Regions from separate parts of the Homo sapiens genome. Here region 1 is linked to region 2. The links are chromatin loops, found by intact Hi-C in ENCODE. Cell type or tissue: endothelial cell of umbilical vein. All regions are shown on one strand. Links, peaks and the distances in the headings refer to the core of each region. The heading gives the core; the rest is flanking DNA.

Region 1 (7,189 bases), core at 2,083-6,082, 220 kb before region 2:
TTAAATATTGCAGAAAAAATTGACCTCAGCAAACTGGAAGGCTTCAGGGTTTTGCATGCCTTATAGATGTGGCAGTGACAGCCAGCTTTTCCTTTCCTTCCTATCAACAGAATTCTGTAATTCTGGAGTTGGCAATATACCCATTTAGAGGACTATACTTCTCAGCCTCAATGGCTGTGGCCAGATGTCCAAGTTTAGGCCAATGTCAGTGGGAGAAATGGGGAAGGACTTATAAGAAAGATTCTTGAAAAGAGGACAGAAAGGGGCCAGGCGCAGTGGCTCACGCCTGTAATCCCAACACTTAGGGAGGTCAAGGCGGGCAGATCACCTAAGTCAGGAGTTTCAGACCAGCCTGGCCAACATGATGAAACCCCGTCTCTACTAAAAATACAAAAATTAGCCAGGCATAGTGGTGGGTGCCTGTAATCCCAGCTACTCATGAGGCTGAGGCAGGAGAATCGCTTGAACTGGGGAGGTGTAGGTTGCAGTGAGCCAAGATCGTGCCACTGCACTCCAGCCTGGGCAGCGGAGCAAGACTCTATCTCAAAAATGAAACAAACAAACAAAAAAAGAGGACCGAAAGGTAAGGAATCACCTGCCCCAACTTTCCATTTTTCTTTCTGCCTTCTGGAACTCAGACATACTGACTGGAGCTACAGCAGCCGTCTTTGGTCTTGAGTCATCTTGCAATGGAAGCCAAATGTCTGACTGGCACAGCAGAAAAATAAAGGGGCCTCTGTCCCCATGTCTGAGAGGCCACAAGAGCAGCCTCTCTCCAGGTTTCTTGTACACAGGACAGAAATGAAATTCTCCCTTATTTTGGTGTTTTGTTGTCTGCAATTGAATGTAATATAATCTGTTAATACAGTAGCAGAGTAGCAGAATGATTAAAAAGTGAGCTCTGGAGTCAGACTGCTTTCACTCCATTCCTTACGCTGTCACCTCTTAAGCAGGAGCCTTAAGCAAAGGAGCCAAACCTTTCAGAATCCTCTGTTTTCTCATCTGTAATATGCAGTAAGTGTAACACCACTTGTCACATATGGTTTTTGTGAAGATTAAGTAAAATAATGGGTTATGCACTTAGAACTCTTTTGGTACAAAGTAGGTACTCAATAAGTGGTAGTTGCCACTATGACCATTACATTGTTATGACTATTATTGCCATAGTCACTTATCAGATTTAGCATTCATCTCCATCAATGAGCAATGGGACCCAATAGCAATGGGTCCTTTGGAAATAGAGAAGAGGCAATTTCTTGCCTATTTTTGGTACTGTCTCAGGACTGATACATGGTAGGAGCCCAATACATTTTTACTGAACCTTATCTTATTAGATTTTTGCCAAACATTTCTTATGAGTAGATGACAAAAATTGTAAGTATTGTGTACCAGGGAAAGGACTGATGCTGTGTATGCATACTGTTGTTGAATCCTTACCAAAAACATTTGGGAAATGGGCTTGAAGGGTTATTATAGACAGTGTATGAACTTAGGAGTGATTCAGACCTATATTCTGTTTGAGGAACAATTTTAATAATGTTAAAAGAGGACTGGATATAAATTTAGAAAAAAAGTTTAATCTGCCTCTCTTCCACTACTCAAATAAGAGCCTCTTGGGGCTTTGAATGGCTGGATGTCACTGGCACGATGGCTTTGCTTTGTTTCATCCATAGCCAACTACATTAGAGAACCTCTGTAAACCATCCTGCCTCCACCCTTCAGTCTCTCCAAAAGGCTGTAGGTGGGAACCATGATGAAAAGAAACCTATTTCCTCTATCTAGTTTATACAATCTGCAATATACAAAAGGGCTTTTAGGTTTGGCATGGCTATGGGGTCTGGTTGTGGCCTACTGAGCTATTGAAGAGTAGATAAGACCTTTTGGACAAAGCACAAGCTGCTTCCTCTGATAAGTTTTCTTCCACCTGTGACAGGGCAGTGGGCAATTATAACGTTGGGGCAGGACTAGTGGGAGGAGCTTGGCAAGTTGCTATAACTTCCCAGCTTGACAAATTGTAAAGAAAATAGATTGCTCTGTGAGTCAGATTTGTTTCATGTTATAAGCTGGTTTGCATAGCATGGGGAATGGTGCGGCAAGGCCAAAAACTCTCTTAAGATTGTGCTGTCCAAATAGTTTCCATTATGTTGGTGCAAAAGTAATTAGAATTAGAATTCCCTGGGGAACTTTAAAAATTCCAATCCCTGGACCAATTGAATTAGAAACTCTGGAGGTGGTGCCTGGGCATCAGTATTTTTAAAAAGAGATAAACAGAAATTGAAAGACACGCCACAAACTGGAGAAAGTATTTGCAAAAATACATACCTAATATAGGACTTGTCTCTAGAATATATAAGGAATGCTTAAAAGTGATTAATAAGAAAATAAAGAACCTAATTACAAAATGGGCAAAAGGGCTAGGCGTGGGCTCATGCCTGTAAGCCCAGCACTTTGGGAGGCCAAGGCAGGCAGATCACGAGGTCAGGAGTTCGAGACCAGCCTGGCCAATGTGGTAAAACCCTGTCTCAACTACAAATACAAAAATTAGCCATGTGTGATGTCATGCACCTGTAGTCCCAGCTACTCGGGAGGCTGAGGCAGAAGAGTCGCTTGAACCTGGGAGGTGGAGGTTGTGGTGAGCCGAGATCGTGCCATTGCACACCAGCCTGGGAGACAGAGCAAGACTCCATCTCAAAAAAAAAAGAAAAAGGTGGGGGGTGGGCAAAAGATTTAAATAGACACTTTACCAAGGAGAGCACATGGATGACAAATAAACTCATAGAAAGATGTCCAACATCATTAGTAATTAGCATAATGCAAATTAAAACCACATTGAAACATTGCTATATACCTTTTAAAATGGCAAAACAAACAAACAAACAAAAAACAAAACAACCATGAAAAACCACACCTAACAATTCTGAGTGCTGGCAAAGAACTGGAACTTTCACATATTCCTGTGCAAGTCAAATATAATACAGCTACTTTGGAAAAAAGCTTGGCTATTTATTATAAAGTTGAGCATTCACTTACCATATAAACTAACAACTTCACTCCTAAGTACTTACTTGAGAAACCACAACTTGTGTTTATATAAAAACCTACATGTAAATACTTGCAGTGAGTTTATTTACATCGGCCAAAGACTGGAAACAACCCAGTTGTCCTCCAACTGGTAAAAGGATAAACAAATGGTAGTAGAGCCATACAATGGGATACTACTCAGCAAGAAAATGGAACAACCTTCTGATACACACAACAACATGAATGAATTTCAAATGCATCTTGCTAAGCAAAAGAAAGCAAACTTAAAAGGTTATATACTGAATGATTCTATTTACATAATGTTCTGGAAAGGGCAAACCGATAGGGACTGAAAACAAATTAGTGGTTGCCAGGGGCTGGGAGTGGGAGGAGGGATTAACTACAAAGAGGCAGCCTGGAGAAATTATTTTGGAGGTGATGGAGCTCTTCTGCATCTTGATTGTGGTGAAGCTTACACGATTATATGTGTTTACTAAAGCTCATAGAAGTGTATATAAAAAAGGATGCATTTTATGATATGTAATTATAACTCAATAAAACTGAACTCCAACATCCATTTTTCATTATTACAGAAAAAAAATTCCCAAGTGATTTAAACCCATAGCCAGGGTTGAGAGTTGTTGACATTATCTCTCAACCTATCTATCAACAGATTTGAATGTGGGTTCTGTCATTTAAACTTCGGTTTACACATTTTCCACGTATGTGAAATTGGAGATAATAAAACCTACTTTAAAGAGATAAAGAGTTTTAAGGGCCACACTCTCTGGAAAGCACCTAATTTAGGGTTTGGCACAAAATAATAAAAACCACTTATTTAGTGCTATGTGCTCGGCAATGTACCAGGCAATTAATATGCATCTCCTTTAGTCTTGACAACAATCCTTTGAAGTAGGTATTATTATTTTTAAAGTGGAGAAACCGATGTTCAGAGAAATTATGGAACTTACTCAAGGTCTCACAGCTAGTCAGTGGCTGAACCAGGTTTCAAGTCTAAACTGAATGTTATTGATTGCTATACTACTTCTGAAATCTTTATTTCAAACATCCCACTCTTTATCATTTCCATCACTTCCTAGCTTTCTGTCTAACTTTCCCAGTATTTTTATTGCAATGATATCTTGACCTGATTGACAATTCCAATTTCTACCGATTCCACCACTTTTCATGAGTCATCGTCACTCTTGTGTTTCACTTCCCTTCTTATTCAGCCTAGATTATGTGATTCAGCACAGTTTAGTCTTCCTTTGAAAACACTCTTAACCCCATTACTTTTTTCTCCCTCTGCTTGGAAAAAGTTAAATCTAAGTTAATCTCAACTTTCTCTTTACTTCATTCTTGCAACTAAGCAGCAATTATTGCTGGAGATAAATGTGCAGTTGTGGAGACTGGACTCACCCTCAGGTGAGCCAGGTTTTAATTAAGACCAGAAGGAGAAAAGGACCGTGTATTTAAAAGGATGAAGATATAGGAGAGTTTGATTATTGTTGTATGGAGAAGCAGTGGGAAGTTTTGCCAAAGGTGAAACAATATGGGGATGATGATGTGAAAGTGGAAAAAAGACACTGGAGCAGCACTTCCTTTAGTTTAGTGACCAACAATCATAAGAGTGAGAGGCCTGCTTGAAGAAACCTGCTATAAATATGCTAACATTGGCATAAGTTATGATATTTTGGTCCTGGCCTGACTAGGGGCTCTGGGAGGATTCCAAATGGCCTCAGTGGCTAGATAAGTCAGTCATACAGTATAGAGAAGTGTTATGTGGAGAGGAGGAATCCTGTTTTGGGGAGAGGTAGGGTTTTTTCTTCTTGTGCTTGGTGCTGTGGTGAAGGCCTCAATTACTGGGCAGGACCAGGGTCTTTAGTGGAGGTGGCCTAGTGATGTGCTGGTAAAGGTTTAACAACTAATTCTCTGAACAATGGTAACAACAACAAACACATAGGCCCTCCATAGCTGATGCCAAGTTAACAGCATGACATCATTGAATGTAAAGCTGGAAAGAGGTATGCACCATTAGTACTCTTGGCAGCTGGTGTGAGCTGGCTCCAGCATAACACAGTCTGGACCAATTTCAGGCTCTCCATGTGAGCAGTGGAAAAGTCTAGATTATATACTGCTCATGAGCACTGTGATGGGGGTAGGTGGCAGGCTCTGGTTTCCAGATGTAATGTATCCTGTGAAGAATAAGACACAGGTAATTCATTCACAAAAATCACTGTGGTCTGGGAGACTGGGTCAAAATGGATGAGATCTATTGAAAACTGTGTAGTCTTCATTAATCTGATGCACTGGCCCTGTGCCTTCTGTGGAACCCTTTGGGTATATGGCTGCCTTTTGTCCTACTATCCACATTTTGTTCCACATGATAACATGTTTAGATCTAGAAACTCATGGTGAGTCAATTTCTCTGTCAAAAAAGTTTGGAGGTAATTGCTATCACATTAATAGAATTGCAAGTATTCCCAAAATTCATCCATGTGAGTAATTTATTTTCATCAATAGGAGAGAAAACTCCTCAATTCTGAAGAAACCTCAACTATTAGTGTATTAGTGCTTATGAGAGGATAACTTCAGGAGAAGGGGATAAATGGTAAAACCAACAGGAAAGAGAAGACATGACAGGAGGTTAATAAACTCAGCTTATTTTCCTTATCAAATTAAAGAGACGTTAAATACAAACCAGCACACTTTCTGGTTGCATGCTTGTAGTCTGTCTTTGTGTCCTATGTGAGCACTATTTATTCTACACGTATGATATTAATGTAATGCTTTTCTTATGATAGCACGCATTGGTACACAGAATTCCCAATATAAGTTAGAATTCCCACTTCTCCTGAAATATTCGAAGAGACCAAGACATTTGCTGTCAGTACATGGGTTGGCCCACATGATCTGCCACCCTAAAACCCAGAAAAGCCTCATGCTTTTGCAAAAAGCCGGAGGTTTTCCTTTCTCAAGTTGTCCATTGGCCTACTCCAGCAATTCTGGGAAGATACCGTAGATTGCTACTCAAGAGAAAAGGAAGGAAGAGGAAAAGGCAATAGGAGAGCCATTTTTACAAAGTATCGGCATGTGAGTCCTTGCACCTTATTTTTAAAAATGAGTTTTATGATTCTTTCTCAAGGGGAGACAAGGAGCTGCTAGTGGACCTGTCTCTGTGGACTATAAATCTGTGGAGGTGTTTGTGGCAGATGGCGCATTGTGATTCTCACAAGGGCTTTAAATCTCCTGGCCTGGCTTCCTTCTCCTTGGGGGCTCGATGCCAGTTTGAGGTTTATCAAATCCCAATCATATCAGATTTACTGACTTGTCATTTTGCTGCTCTGCCTATCTTTATTATTTATATCTTAGCTGTATCCTTCCACTGTCCCTCAAGAGGATTGACCTATCTTCCGGTGTAAAGGAGAGTTAAAATAAAAACAGAGCCATTAGAACGTGACAGGGAATGAGAAGCTGGGAGGTGTATGAGAACCAGAATAATTCTCTGTATTGAAAAAATAGGCCGGGAGCGGAGGTTCACGCCTGTTATCTCAGCACTTGCCGCGGCCGAGGCGGGCGGATCACCTCAGCCTCCCAAAGTGCGGGGTCAGGAGTACGACAGCAGCCTGGCCAACATGGTGAAACCCTGGCTCTACTACAAGTACAAAAATTAGCCAGGCGTTGTGGTACGCACCTTTAATCCCAGCTACTCAGGAGGCTGAGGCTAAAGCAGAAGAAGCGCTTGAACCCGGGAGGTGGAGGTTGCAGTGAGCCGAGATCGCGCTATTGCACTCCAGTCTGGGCGACAGAGCAAGACTCTGTTTAAAAAAAAAAAACCCAGAAAACAAACAACAACAACAAAAAAGAAGGCCAGGCGCGGTGGCTCATGCCTGTAATTCCAGCACTTTGGAAGGCCGAGGCAGGTGGATTAGTTGAGGTCAGGAGTTTGAGACCAGTCTGGCCAAAATGGTGAAACCCCGTCTCTACTAAAAATACAAAAATTAGCCGGGCGTGGTGGCGGGCGCCTATAATCCCAGCTACTCAGAAGGCTGAAGCAGGAGAATTGCTTGAACCAAGGAGGTGGAGGTTTCAGTGAGCTGAGATCATGCCACTGCACTCCAGCCTGGGCGACAGAGCAAGACTCCATCTCAAAAAAAGAAGAAAGAAA
Region 2 (8,599 bases), core at 1,741-5,740:
TGAGTGGCATATAATACATAGAAATTGTCAGACAAGCTGGATTATTCGTCCCCAAAGGAGCAGTTCTTAGTAAATGAATTACACCAAGAAATTGCTGGGGCCTACAACATTCCTTTTTTGGTTTGTTTTTGGGTTTTTGTTTTTGTTTGTATCCTCTCTAAAAGGTGGCTTCAGGCTATGTTAGCAGGAGAGTGGAGAGAAACCAAGTGAGGCCTAGAGGTCTTTGGGTACAGGAATGCAGTTTCAAAATCCTAGTGAAAGCTGCTAAGAATTCAGAGAAAGTGGCAGAGAGGAAAGACACATTTAACATTTGCTACCTAAGGTACAGCTGGAAATAATATGGAACAGATGGATCAGAACTGAAAACATGGATTGAGGAAGAGGCATGCTGGATAATTTTTGAATGGATGCTAGACATTGGCAGCTTTACTTTGTTGAGTGCTGAATATTTGTATATTCCTATAAACATGCATGAGATTTGTCCTAACAATTAAGTTATCTAGACACACTTTGATCTTTCTGGGTCTTGATTTTAAGGTTTTTCTTTAGGTGAGACCAGAGCATCATTTATTCTAGACCTAATTTTGCTCCTCTTTTGAGGCAAAGACCTTTTCAATACACCATCTGATGCCCAGTGAATTAAGAGGTTTTGTACTGTGGCTGGTAGATCAGAAATTATTCCTGGTTCTGTGTGAGCCTCAGCTATGTTCCCTCTAATCCTGTTGGTTGGTTTGTATACCGACCTCAGATAGTTTCTTATCTTACATGTGCCAATCAGTATGGAGCTAAAGACCCAAAGGGAACCTTCCACAGACCTCTGGAGTTCCCTTAGCATGCAGATTTTTCCTCTCTGCAACTCTGCCCCAAGAACTCCAGCTGACTCCACCTTCCCAGACTCCCTGCTTCATCTCCTCCACTCAGAGAGAACACTGGGCCCTTCTGCTTTCCACTTCCCTGTGGCACAGCTTGGACATTCTCTCCAGGCGGTAACCTAGGGCAACTGTCCATAGGAATTACTGTCCTGCATTGCTGATGTCCATGGTCTTGGTTGTTTCATATATTTTCTCCAGATTTTTTTCAGGAGGAAAGTAAGTCCTGTCCCTATTACTCCATCTTTGGCTGAAGTGAAAGTCAACTATATGTTCAATTGCCTTTTTAAAAAAATTTGACACATTGTAATTGTACATAGTTATGGTGTGCAATTTAGGGTTTCAATACATATATATGTTGTATAACAATAAAATCAGAGTAGTTAGTATATCCATCACCTCATGCATTCATCATTTCTCTGTGGTGAGAATATTCAAAAGCTTCTCTCCTAGCTATTTTGTAACAGTCACCCTCCTGTGCAATAGAACAGCGGTACTTATTCCTCCTATCTAATTATAACTTTGTACCGTGGACCACTCTCTCTCCATTCTTCCCCACTCCCCTCTCTAGTCTCTGGTAACCACTGTTTACTCTCTGTTTCTTTCTTTTTTTTTTTTTCTTTAGAGGTAAGGTCTCACTCTGTTGCCCTGGCTGGAGTGCAGCAGCATAATCATAGCTCACTGCAGCCTCAAACTCCTGGGCTCAAGTGATCCTCCTGCCTCAACCTCCCGTCTACTCTCTGCTTCTATGATATCTATTTTTTTGAGACGGAGTCTCACTCTGTCACCCAGGCTAGAGTGCAGTGGCATGATCTTGGCTTACTGCAACCTCTTCCTCCCAGGTTCAAGTGAATCTTGTGCCTCAGCCTCCCGAGTAGCTGGGATTACAGGTGCACATCACCATGCCCAGTTAATTTTTGTATTTTTAGTAGATATGGGGGTTTCCTCATGTTGGCCAGGCTGGTCTTGAACTCTTGATCTCAAGTGATCCTCCCTCCTAGGCCTCCCAAAGTGTTGGGATTACAGGCGTGAGCCACCATGCCTAGCCTTTCAATTTTTTTTAGATTCTACATATGAGTGATATCATATAGTATTTGTCTTTTTGCATCTGGCTTATTTCACTTAATAAAATGTCTTCCAGATTCATCCAGGTTGTCACAAATGACAGGATTTCATTCTTTTTGTATGGTTGAATAATATTCTATTCTGTATGTATACCACATTTTCTTTATCCATTCATCCATTGTTGGGCGCTTACATTGATTCCATATTTTTGCTGTTGTCACTTGCTTTTATAAGCAAGTCCAGAACCATAGACAGAACCAGCTTAGGTCAGTCTGTCTCAATAGAATTTTTACATTTGTGTCAGTTTCCATTTTCCTTGATGTATTAGTCTGTTCTCACGTGGCTATAAAGAAATACCTGAGACTGGGTAATTTATAAAGAAAAGAGGTTTAATTGAGTCACAGTTCTACATGGCTGGGGAGGCTCAGGAAACTTACAATCATGGCAGAAGGCACCTCTTCACAGGGCCACAGGAGACAGAATGAGTGCTGAGTGAAGGGGCAAGCCCCTTATAAAACCATCAGATCTTGTGAGGACTCACTCACTATCATGAGAACAGCATGGGGGAATCACCCCCATGATTCAATTATCTCCACCTGGTGCCACCCTTGACACATGGGGATTATTACAGTTCAGGATGAGATTTGGGTGGGGACACAGAGCCAAACCATATCACTTGACATTGCCTCATCTTTCTGTTTAGTTAATAATAAGTAGTCTTCATGATCGCCGCTTATTATCTTTTCTGCTCATTGTAATATCCTTCCTGAAAAGACTAGTACTAGGCAATGGTGTTTAAGTAATAAAACAAAGATTAAAGTGTCTTTAGTTAGACAAACATGGCTTTCATTGCTACCTCTTCCACTCCCTATGTGACTTTTGACAAGTGTTTTAATCTCAAAGGGACTGTCTCTGTCAACAAAATGGACAAGGGTGTAAGATGTGTTGAGAAAAAGACTTTTAATTTATGCTATCCATGCATCTGTATTTTGTTACATGAAAGATGTAATTTTAATTTAAAATAACAAAGTATTTTAAATACTTTGTTAAATAAATGGTAGTGATAATATCTCATCAACAGGGCCATCATGAGTATTAATTGAAATAATATGCATGCTTAATGTGTTATAACTTGGCCCATCTTTCCACTGTTCCAAGTACAGAACAATCATACTCTAAATGGCCAGTTGAGTTTCACAGATAATAAAAATGTGTTTTCTGTAAAGGGTCCAATTTGCTTTCTTTTTCTTCTACACAACCCTGGGAGCACTCCTAAGAGACCATGTGGGTTCAATGTGAATGGCTTGGAATTCCTTAAGTGTGTATGGATGTTGCTGTACAGTTTTCCACTGAGTGACCTCTGATTGGACAAAACTCAAAAAGTGCTGGCAAAGGAAGATTTTAAGCCATCTTTAAAATGAATGGGGATTTGGGTTCATGGTGGTAACTAGTTGAAGAGAGATAAGAGAAGAAATATAGCCTGACTGGAAAGAAAAGAATATCAACTTGGTGATTAATATTTATTGCATGCCTGCAATTCTTCTTGAACTAGTCACTACCTCTCATTCTTTGAATTCCTGAGTCATACCTTACTCTGTTTTCTTCTACATGCCAACTCCTGCACTCTTTTTGTCTGGCCCTTAAAATGGCCTCAGAATCCCTCTCAATACTGCACTGAGGCAGCCAGAATGTTCAGGCTGAGTTGGCATAAAATCTGAAACCTATTTATCATCCTATGAACATTCATCCATTAGGCTTATCTGATCACCTAGCCTTTCAGTTCCTAGACCACTTCTTTTAATGACCTTGTTTCTACTTCAGCCATCCATTTACACCCTAGAAACTGTCACTAGTTGGAACAGTTATCTTAATATCCTCCCAGATTGCAATATTCAAAATTTCCAGTGTTCTCATGACTCTATTTCTTTTGCCTTTGTTCTTTGACTATCGAGGTTCATTTTATCCAGAAATTCCTCTTTTATCTTTTCTTTCAAATTCTGGGCCACATGGTGAGATCCTAAACCAATTTCTGCCAGTATCTTCTAATTTCTTGCCACCACTTCTTCACCCTGTCCCTTGCTATATTCATCTAGCAAAACATGGTATGGGATTAGTACTGCAGTTTTATTTTTCCTTCTCCAAGAAGCTGAGGAGAAAATCCTACAACTGAAACAAGTCCAATTGTCCCATTCAACTGATTTCACTTGACCCATAGAACTGATACTATGGTTTCTTTTGAATAAACATAAAAATTGACTCTTCCAGTCTTAAAACTTAAGGAAGATAAATTTGTCTTATCTGAGTTCTTTCCCAGGAAACCAAACATCAGTCCTCCCAGATAGCATCAAGGAACTGGAACGTACCAGTTCACTCCATCTGGACAACATTCCAGACCCCTCACCCATCATGATTGCCTATCTGACCACTTGCTTTCTGTTGACCAACTCCTCTTCCCTACCCCTCCCTAATTCCTGTTTTCCTGCATGTTACATTTCTTCCCTGCTATATAAGTTCCTGGTTTTAGTTGGTCAGGGAGATGGATTTGAGACTGACGTCCCATCTTCCCAGCTGCAGTACCTAATTAAAGCCTTCTTCTCTGGAAATACTCTTGTCTCAGTGATTGGCTTTCTGTGAGGTGAGCAGCAGGACCTAGACTGAACCTTTGGTGTTTTGGGAACACAGCCTGCAGATTCATGCAACAGCAGACTCATGGCTCCAAACCTCAGCCTGGCTCTCCGTGTTGCCTTGTCAGTCAATTCTTGAACTTGACTTTGATCAGCTCTTCTTTCATTGCCTTCAATGACTCTTTCAAACTTTATCAGTTTCTTTAAAGCTCTCAATCCCTCCACCCTCAGCAAATAATCTTCTCTGTTATTTTGTTGAGAAGAACAAGGGAATATCATTTTTCTGATCTCTTCAGCTTTCTGAACTTTCCCTGCAAATATAGCTACAGCAGTGCCTGCCCTTACCATCAATGTATGGACCATGATAAATGACACTGTCCAGTTCATCATTATTCTTTCCAATCTGTTGTACTTGCTAGAGAACCTCAAAAGCCTTGCTGATCAAATCCACCCAAGTTCTTCCTACCAACTTCAGCTAGACCTGAGATGCCACCTACAGACCCTGGGGTCTACGTAGGGCATGTATACCTTTCTCAGGTCCTCAAGGCTGCTTTAGCACCTCTTACCTTCTGTGTCACTGAGCAGAAGGGGGACCTCTGAACCCCAGTTTTCCTCTTTGACCCCCCTTTTTTCCATCCTTGAGAGCTCTTCCTTTATGTTTACCACTTAGGAAGTAACCCCTCAATGACAGCCAATACTGCCACATGTCATTTACCTTATCCATCAATTATCTTTGCTATCATTTGAATTTTTCACCTCTCCAGATTGTCTTTATATTGAAGACACTTATAGCCTTAAAAATAAAGTGGAAACTTTCTACCCAATCAAGTTGCCTCCTCTTCTTTCTCCTTCATTTTGTCAAAAAAACCTTTGCATGTCTTTACTATTGACCTCCATTTCCTTAAAACCAATTTCTTCCCTAACCCCTTAAAATGTAGCTTCTGTCCTGTCTTACTGAAACTCTTCTTTGGAAAATTAAAAGTAACCCATAAAGCCAAGAGTCTGTCCTCTGCTATTATCCACGTAAACCCCACACTGAAATAGCTGTAATTTTTTTTACCATCCTGTTCTTTAAAAATTTTTTTTCCTCTAAAATAAAATATGTATACAAATGTGCAAGCTACATGAATACACAGCTTGATGGATTGTTATCCATGTAATCACTTCCCAGGACAAGAAATTAAACAATGCCAGTCTCCCAGCTGCGACCCTTCCAGTTCCCATCCTGCCCTCCTCAAGGCAACCACTACCCTTGTTTCTACATCACTTACTTGCTTGCCTTTTCTTACTCTTTTGCCACTAGTGTGCACCCCTAAATACTTAGTTTTGTCTATCAATTGGAACCAAACAGTATATTCTTTTTTTTCTTGAGACAGAATCTCACTCTGTCACCCAGGCTGGAGTGCAGTGGCATGATCTCGGCTCACAGCAACCTCCACCTCCCGAGTTCAAGTGATTCTCCTGCCTTGGCCTCCCAAGTAGCTGGGATTACAGGTGCCCGCCACCATGCCTGGCTAATTTTTTGTATTTTTAGTAGAGACACGGTTTCGCCTTGTTGGCCAGGAGGGTCTCGAACTCCTGAGCTCAGGTGATCCACCTGCCTCGGCCTCCCAAAGTGCTGGGATTACAGGTATGAGCCACTGTGCCTGGCCCCAAACAGTATATTCTGTTTGGTTATAATAATATTTTGGATCTGGCTTCTTTCAGCCAACATTATATTTGTGAGATTTATTTGTTTTCCTGCATTTAGATGCAGTTTAGTTATTTTTATTGCTCTTATAGTGTTTCACACAATATACCACAATTTATTTATCCATCCTACTGTTGATGGCCATTTGCGTTGTTTCCAGATGGAGGTAGGATGAATAGTGTTGCTCTAAACATTCTTGTGTATGTCTTTTGATGTGTGGGCACACATTTCTTCTGGAGATATGCCTAAGAGTGGAATTACTGAGGAATAGATTGCATTATCCAGTACTTTAGTAAACAGTGCCACACAGTTCTCCAGAGTGTTGTGTTTGTCTTCATTTACACTCCCACCAGCAGTATATCAGTTTCTATAGTTCTAAATCCTCACCAAAACTTGGCATAATCAGTCTTATTAATTTTGGCCATAAAGGTAGTTGTATAATATTTTAAATTTGCTTTCCAATGATTGTTAGTTGATATCCTTTCACACATTTTGGACATTTGGATATTCTTTATTTATAAAGTACCTTTTCAAGTCTCTTGCCTGTTTATCCTTTGTACTGCCTTTCATTTTCTTATTTATTTGTAGTAGTTGTTCATATAGTCTCCATTATGTTCAGTGTCAGTTACCTGTGTTGTCAATATCTTCTCCAATCTGTGGCTTGCCTTTTCACTATCTTAATGGTTACTTTTGAAGGACAGAAAATGTTAACATTAATTAAATTGTTCCATATTTTCCTTAACAGCTAGTGGTTTTAGTCTCCTGTTTAAAAAGTATTCTCTAACTCCTGTTCTTGAAGTTTTTTCTTCTCAATGTTTCAGGGACCCTGCATTTTTCTCAGTTCTTTTCTCCTTTCTAAAGTTCCATCTCAGTTTCCTTCATGGGTTTTTCTTCCTTTCCCCATATTCCGTGTGGCTACCTCAGTATAAGGTGCTGTCCTCTGCCTCTTTGCTCTATGCTCTTTCTCCTCAACATTCACCTCTCAGCAGATCCACTCCTCTCCCTAGCACCAGACTGGCATATCTGTGTGCTGGGCCATTCAAGTCAACAGTTCAGTTCTTTGATATCTATTGAGAAATTTCTCAGTATCAGGCTTTGTGCTGGGTGCTGGGACTACTCACATGAACATCACACAATCCTTTCCCTTGGGCAAACCACTGAATGAAGATACCTATAATCTAGTCACAGTGATACTCAAAATATTCCAGGCTCATCAACTCCCCCTATTCCCCAACATGCTCTTACTGATGGAGCAATGGCCCCATCATCTCTTTAAACACACAAGATGCGAGGGTCATGTTGAACTTCTCTTTCTACCCCATCTAATATCCAATGATGTGACAAGCCCTGTTTGTTTTAAGTCTACACTTTAAACTCCCATCTTCCCTTCTTTCCACCCCCTCTCCCCACCCTGTGGCCCTCACATTAAGTTCCTTACTATGCCTCTCATAGAGGGCTGAATTGGCCTCCTAAATGGTATCTCTACATCCAATTTCTTCCCCCTCACTCAGCAGGCTCCATTCTCATGGGTCATTTGCCTTGGGAACAGGCTTTCAAGGAACAATATTATCAGAGTGATTGTCTTCTTCCTATTATTCAGAAGTCTCTTTGAAGGAAAGAACTAAACAGAATCTTACTCATCTTTGAGAAATATCTACTTGTTCCATCAGTGAGTGTGGATTGTGAGGCTCTGAGTGCCTCATAAGTTGCCTGACTTGACAGATGTAAGCAGCAAACATCATACTGATGAGGATAGATAAGGGTCTAACATATGGTTTCAGCTCTAAGTGCCATGAAGCTCCTGAGAAATTCCCACTCTGGCCTTTGCAATAGATTCCAGAAAATCCTCTACTCTTCCAATTTTATCACATCCTTCAAAACTTTGTGATTCTGGATTACATTTCATTAGGATATTTGTTCTTTACTCTTTGAAAATGGGAAGTACCAGAATAATTTGTCTATGTTGCTCACTTAATCAAAAACTTTCCATGAACAACTCCTCACAGCCTGCAGCCAAGCTCCTTAGGATTTGGTCCAATCTGCTTTCTTGGCTTGTTCTCCTACTTAGCATACTTACCACCAATCAGATTCCTGCCCATATTCTATTTGTATTGTGTGCATTCTGGTCTTTGATCAAGTTGTCACATCTGTCTACAAAGCCTTCCTGCTCCATCTTGGCATGTCCAGATCTTACATCTCCTTCAAATCTCAGCTCAAATGCCTCCTCTTCCATGAGGTTTAAGGGAGGTCTTTTAACCAGAAGCACATATTCCCTTTCTGAACCTCCAGCATTTAATTTTTATCTCCGACCACACCAACCACCCTCCCCTTATGGTAGCTGGCTGGTTACC

Evidence for each region. Hi-C counts contacts between places; a loop is a spot of excess contacts. Peaks named below come from ENCODE experiments on the same cell type or tissue, not always from the same donor. Only the 100,000 strongest peaks of a DNase experiment are listed, where the experiment ranks them.
Region 1: a loop joins it to region 2, with 2.7 times the contacts of the local background. A loop is called at or near these places in 1 of 110 quality-filtered maps.

The regions. Positions count from the first base shown.
Region 1 is chr3:170,519,231-170,526,419 of GRCh38, forward strand. All of the region lies in intron 2 of SLC7A14 (solute carrier family 7 member 14), which reads right to left. All of the region lies in intron 2 of SLC7A14-AS1 (SLC7A14 antisense RNA 1), which reads left to right. Among named protein-coding and RNA genes, the nearest start is that of SLC7A14-AS1, 56 kb to the left of the region's middle. In endothelial cell of umbilical vein, for the core only: no CTCF peak of the experiment used is centred there; DNase peaks (open chromatin) are centred at 4,221 and 5,001; H3K27ac peaks cover 798 bases.
Region 2 is chr3:170,742,027-170,750,625 of GRCh38, forward strand. All of the region lies in intron 5 of SLC7A14-AS1 (SLC7A14 antisense RNA 1), which reads left to right. Among named protein-coding and RNA genes, the nearest start is that of RPL22L1, 120 kb to the right of the region's middle. In endothelial cell of umbilical vein, for the core only: no CTCF peak of the experiment used is centred there; a DNase peak (open chromatin) is centred at 3,415; H3K27ac peaks cover 3,652 bases.